Linked DNA regions of Homo sapiens: region 2 is linked to region 1. The links are chromatin loops, found by intact Hi-C in ENCODE. Cell type or tissue: natural killer cell. All regions are shown on one strand. Each heading gives the region's core, and the rest is flanking DNA. Links, peaks and the distances in the headings are about the cores only. Region 1 holds the start of LOC105378052 (a long non-coding RNA gene). Region 2 holds the start of NUP43 (nucleoporin 43).

The links. Peaks named below come from ENCODE experiments on the same cell type or tissue, not always from the same donor. Only the 100,000 strongest peaks of a DNase experiment are listed, where the experiment ranks them.
Region 2: a loop joins it to region 1, with 3.0 times the contacts of the local background. A loop is called at or near these places in 9 of 110 quality-filtered maps.

The regions. Positions count from the first base shown.
Region 1 is chr6:149,932,978-149,935,788 of GRCh38, forward strand. LOC105378052 (a long non-coding RNA gene) reads left to right here and starts at 1,536. Exons shown (of 2, transcript NR_134598.1): 1 at 1,536-1,802; 2 at 2,491-2,811. In natural killer cell, for the core only: CTCF peaks have their summits at 1,350 (motif pointing right) and 1,549 (motif pointing left); a DNase peak (open chromatin) is centred at 1,384; H3K27me3 peaks cover 2,018 bases.
Region 2 is chr6:149,744,778-149,747,588 of GRCh38, forward strand. NUP43 (nucleoporin 43) reads right to left here and starts at 1,752. Exons shown (of 8, transcript NM_198887.3): 1 at 1,599-1,752; 2 at 1,163-1,285. The coding sequence starts at 1,718. RefSeq lists an enhancer at 2,062-2,121. In natural killer cell, for the core only: a CTCF peak has its summit at 1,700; a DNase peak (open chromatin) is centred at 1,804; H3K4me3 peaks cover 986 bases; H3K27ac peaks cover 969 bases.

The DNA of each region.
Region 1 (2,811 bases), core at 279-2,778:
ATAATTTTATAAAAATTGAAGATGATTCTACTAAAACCCTAACATTAAACTGTGCATAATGGAATTTCAGATGATTTCCACCTTGTTCTTTATTCCTTTTTTGTTCCATTTTCAAGTGACCTTTTTTGTTTATCCTCAGGAACTCATTGCTCCCAGCTGTCCCCTTCTGTACCCACCCTCTCCTTTTCCAGGGTCCGCCCCAGCCCTTCCTCTGACCTGAAACTATGGCTTCCTTGGCACTGAAGGCACAGGAGCTGCATTCAGCCTCGGGAGAGAGTAGGACAAGGGCAGGTAGTGGAGGTGGTCTTGGCGCAAACGAATCTAACAGCGCCCAGTCTCCATTGCAGATGGCTGCATTTCTCCACATGTTATCTACAAGCAAACCAAACTTACCCCTTTCCTGATTGGTTTCTCACTCTGCCCAACTCCTACTTGAAAATTCATATTCTTCCACCTAACATTTCTTTCTACTTCTTGTCTTCACAATATATTCTGATTTATTGTGCCCAGGAAACACTGGTCTACACCACATCCTAAGTTACCATCTAAAGTGTAGTGAACAAATGGACAGGAAAGAGGCCGCTGCCCCACTCACTGCCTCTCATTTATTCACTCACAGGGTAAGTACAGCCTCAGAACCAACAGTGAGCTGTGCTGTGGATACTTCTCTGAGGAAAACAGACAAAATCCGTGCTCCAGTGGGGACAGCAGGTGAACGTAATGAGCAGGTGCATTGCATCAGGTGTAGGAAAGTGACAGATGATTCAGGTGGTGGGGAGCAAGGTAATGGAGAGGAAGAGTGGGAAGGGAGTCTCCAGGTCCTCAACAGGCTAAACAGGAAGGACTCCCAAAAAAGTAACATGTGTGTCCTGGCTTCATGCCTTCCTGCAGGAGGCAGAGCCCATGAAATGTACTGGAGTGGTCCAGGGAAAATCCAGAAGGTGCCTTTGTAACATTTTCAAGACAACCCTATAAAAAAAGAGTACCCAAGAATGTATTCGTTAAGTAGTCAGGAGCAAACAATAAATATTTATGACCTAGCAATTTTATTGCCATTTAAGAAAATATTTCACATAAATTGAAAAAGTAGTATGTTTATTTCTTTCTTAAATAAGCACAAATGTTTACTAATGGACATGTGTACCTACTGGGCACTGAACAACTTCTCAAACTTTGGAAGCAGATTGGACACAGCCACCCTGATTTCCTATTTCATACCTATTTTTGCAGGGATTCTTGGTTTTTTATCACAGCAACTGTTGAAATCACAGATTGTAAAACTACAATGTCATCTAAAGCAATGGTGCATAGTCTGATGTTGAAACTATAAAATACTTTGGATCAGTACTTCCTGCGGTGTCCAGCAGATGGCACCACTAATCTTTCAAATATTTCAATAAGCCCAGAGGGTTTGCTCACAGTGAGTTTGTGACATCATGGCGGATGAGACAATTGTGACATCATGGTGGATGAGACAATTGTGACATCATGGTGGATGAGAGATCAATAAAGAGTTTATTTCAGGGGATTGGGGCAGTTCCTCTCACCCTGCAGATCAAGATGCCCTGAGGGCAAAGAGCAGAGGGGTGCTCTCTGGTGGCCCAGCAGTTCTGCCCCAGGGGAGAGGTTTCTCTTTTACTACCGCGAAAACCCACAGGACGCTGCTTCATCCCAGAGCCAAGGATACCAGGAAGGAAGGTCAGAGTGAGGAGGTGTCTGAGTGTTTCAGATCACACAGTGACATACTGCTTGATGGCTTCAGAAATCCTTCATGAGCTGGGAGACAGCCCCAGAGGTGACAGGTGAGTGGGTGGGATGGGACAGACACAAGAACTCTCGAGATGACACCCACTTTCTCCCGTGTGTTTATGTATGTCTGTGTGTGCACGTGCGTGTGTGTGTGTGTCTGTATTTGTGCATGAACGTTTGTATGTTTGTATGTGTGTGTCTGTGTGCCTGTGTGTGTGCATATGTGTGTGTGCCTGTGTAGTGTGTGTGTGAGACTGTGCATGCGACTGTGTGTGTTTGTGTGAGACTATGCATGCATGTCTCTCTGTGTGTGTGAGACCACATGTGCATATCTCTATGTGTGTGTCTGTGTGTGTGTGGGAGTGTATGCTATATGTATATGTATGAATGGTGACTTGATTTCCTGTGAAGGGAGACAGGGACCCCAGGACAGGTTCCTGCCCACCCCTCCTTCCCTACCTTCCTTCCAGATATTCCCTCCTCCCTGTGGAAAGAGTCTACCCCAGTAACTAAGGGTTCATTACTGCAGACTTCTCATAGCTCCCCAAAGTTCTATGATATTTGCACCCCAGGCCTCCTCCTCATGCTTGTCCCTCTGCTGGGTGCCCTGTCTTCTCCTCCCACCTGGCCACACTGTATTCTTCCAGTTTCTACAAGAGCAGTCTGAAATGCCACCTCCCAAGAAACCTCCATGCAACTTCCCAAGCAGAATGAGTCACCCCCTCTTCTGCCCTTTCATAGCCCCAACCATCTCGAGGACAACACATCAGCAGCAGCAGCCACGTAGATGTTTGTTTCTGTACCTGGATTCTAAGTGCCTGAAGGACTGGACATATCTGGTTTCTAAGTTCCAGGAGGACTGGACACATCCATCACCCACGTGTAAACCCAGCACCTAGCACAGTGCCTGCCATACGATAGGGTTTAAGACGCATGGGAGGAATCTAATCATCAGACTACCAAAGGGCTGCTAGAACTCAGAAAGGGATCCCCATCATTTGGGGGATGGGATAAAGGTCTTCATTTCTGTTCTTTCCAGCACCAACCTCCATGGCTCCACTC
Region 2 (2,811 bases), core at 190-2,689, 190 kb before region 1:
GTAAGCTGAGCTCTCGCCACTGCACTCCAGCTCGGGTGACAGTATAAGACTTCGTCTCCAAAAAAAAAAAATGTATCTTTCCTAGAGCTAGATAGCTTTCTTTTTTATTTTATTTATTTATTTATTTATTTATTTATTATTATTATTTTTTGAGACAGAGTTTCGCTCTTGTTGCCCAAGCTGGCGCACTCTCGGCTCACTGCAACCTCTGCGCCCGGGTTCAAGCGATTCTCCTGCCTCAGACTCCAGAGTAGCTGGGATTACAAGCGCGCACCAGGGCTAGGTAGCTTTCTATGGAAAATGCAGGGGCTCTCCACACCAGGATTTGAAAACTTAATTTCGGCCGGGCGCCATGGCTCACTCCTGTAATCCCAGCACTTTGGGAGGCCGAGGCAGGCAAATCACCAGGTCAGGAAATAGAGACCATCGTGGCTAATATGGTGAAACCCCGTCTCTATTAAAAATACAAAAAATTAGCCGGGTATGGTGGCCTGCGCCTGTAGTCCCAGCTACCCGGGAGGCTGAGGCAGGAGAATCGCTTGAACCCGGGAAGCGGAGGTTGTAGTGAGCTCAGATCATGCCACTGTACTCCAGCCTGGGTGACAGAGCGAGACTCCATCTTGGAAAAAAAAAAAAAAAAGAAAACTCAATTTCATCCCCACCACTCATTACTGGTTTTGAGACTTTGGCCAAGTTAAGTTCACTAAATCGTGGTAAATCTTTAAAACGGGAGCACTAATCTCTACTTAGGGAGTTGTTATGAGAATTCAAAAAACAAAATGATGTTATCCCCCTGCACAGTATCTGTCACATAGTACATGCTCAAGATATATTAGTCTCAATTTTCTCATTAGTAAAACAAAGTAACGATACTTGATTCACTGGCATGCAACAATAATTAATTTTTGTAAAGCTCCCCAAACGGTATTTAGCACATAGTCGACAGTCAATTAATAAAAAAGTATGATTAAATCTACATCCCCTTTCCCAGTCCTTTTTCTGCCACTAAATGGCTAAATGATGTTGGGCAAATCATAACTTACAGAGCACTCAGTTTTCTGTAAACGAGGGGTGACACCAGACAACTTTTATGATGCTCTGCTTGTTTAAATGTATTACTCAGGACTTTCAAAGTTAGCTTTTGGATGCTACACAGATTTACCTGTAAATCCATTACATCACCATGGTGTCTGATATCACACAATAACTGATGGTCTCCTTCAAACCCTCCATCAGAGTCCAAGTTTCCAAAATCTCCAATAGACCACAGTGAAATATAATTTTCCTGTAAAACAGAAAGTTTTGTCTTGAGATGACATAAACGTCAACTCTCGGAAAATAAAAGTTGTGCTCCCGTCCGGAAATGTTGCTCCAAAACATCTCAAATGGTATGGTGAGTTTAAAACACAACGAGATACGAGGCTCAGGCATGCCATCACCGGCTCTGAGCTACGGAGCAACCGCGCCTGAGACAGGGGTCCGGGGGACCTAAAAGTGCGAGAAGAACCAGAAGGTGGGAGTTGGCGCGCGGAAGGCCAGGGGTCAGCTCAACCGGAGAGAGGGAGGAGGTAGGGGCTCGTCCCTATCAGCGGCGATACCTCATTGTCCCAAGATCCTGTAGCGAACGTCTCCGCGGTCTGTAAACTTCCCGGAGGCAGCGGTCGCCAGCGGGTTTTGCTGATTTTCTGGGACACAAACTTCGCATAAATTTCCTCCATGCCGAAAGCGGCCGCAGCAGGTACTGCAAAAAGCAAGCACAGTACGCGCCTCTCAGCACCGCCTCTTCCCGCGGAACCCTGATTGGATGGGACTTTAGGACGGAGACGGTGGCTGCAGAGAGTCAATTCTCGTCGATAGCCAGTGTGGGCACAGTCAGTACCTAGACTGAGAGGCCCACCCATCTCACAGAGCAGCTCTGAGCAAAGGCAAGAGCGCTTTGGCCTTTGAGCAGTAGGACTTGCTCCTAATCTGCAATGTCAGTATTTTCTTGTGTTCAATAATTGTGCAGTGTAAAATTTAAGTGCAAAAACAGAACAAAAACAATGCAGTAGAAACCACCTTGAAACCACACCTAAGCAGTTGCAGGTCACTGCGCATAGAAAACGATTCAAAAATCCTTAAATACTCGTGGAAGTACCTCGAATAAAGTGCCAACCTACTATCCCAAACCTCTCCCTCTTGTCTCCCAAACAAATACTTTGCTTCAAAGTTAATACACACTGTCAGAGCCTGGAGTTGGAATTCTGAAAGACTCCAGTTTTAGTTTTGATGCCAATTGCCTAGCTTTGATCAATTCAATTACGTGCATGATTAAGAATGAAGTTTGTGATACCTATTGTCAACGGCCCAGGAATCAGTTTTCTAGGTTCCTTCTGTGCTTTTGGTTACACCTATAATATTCTTCCCTTCCTCTTTACTCCTCAGAATCCTGCCTATCCTTCAAGGATCTGTTCTTTCCTTTACCATTTCCTGACGACCCCAGCCAATGTTGATCTAAATCAACACCATTTTTTTTCTTTTTTAAGACAGGGTCTCTGTGGCCCAAGCTGGAGTGCAGTGGTACAATCTCAGCTCACTGCAACCTCTGCCTCCGCCTCCCAGGTTCAAGTGATTCTCCCACCTCAGCTTCCAGGGTAGCTGGGACTACAGGTGTGCGCCACCATGCCTGGCTAATTTTTTTTTTTTTTTTTTGGAGAGACGGGATTTCACCATATTGGCCAGGCTGGTCTCGAACTCTTGACCTCAGGTGATCCAACTGCCTTGTCCTCCCAAAGTGCTGGGATTACAGGCGTGAGCTAGCATTTGATATCT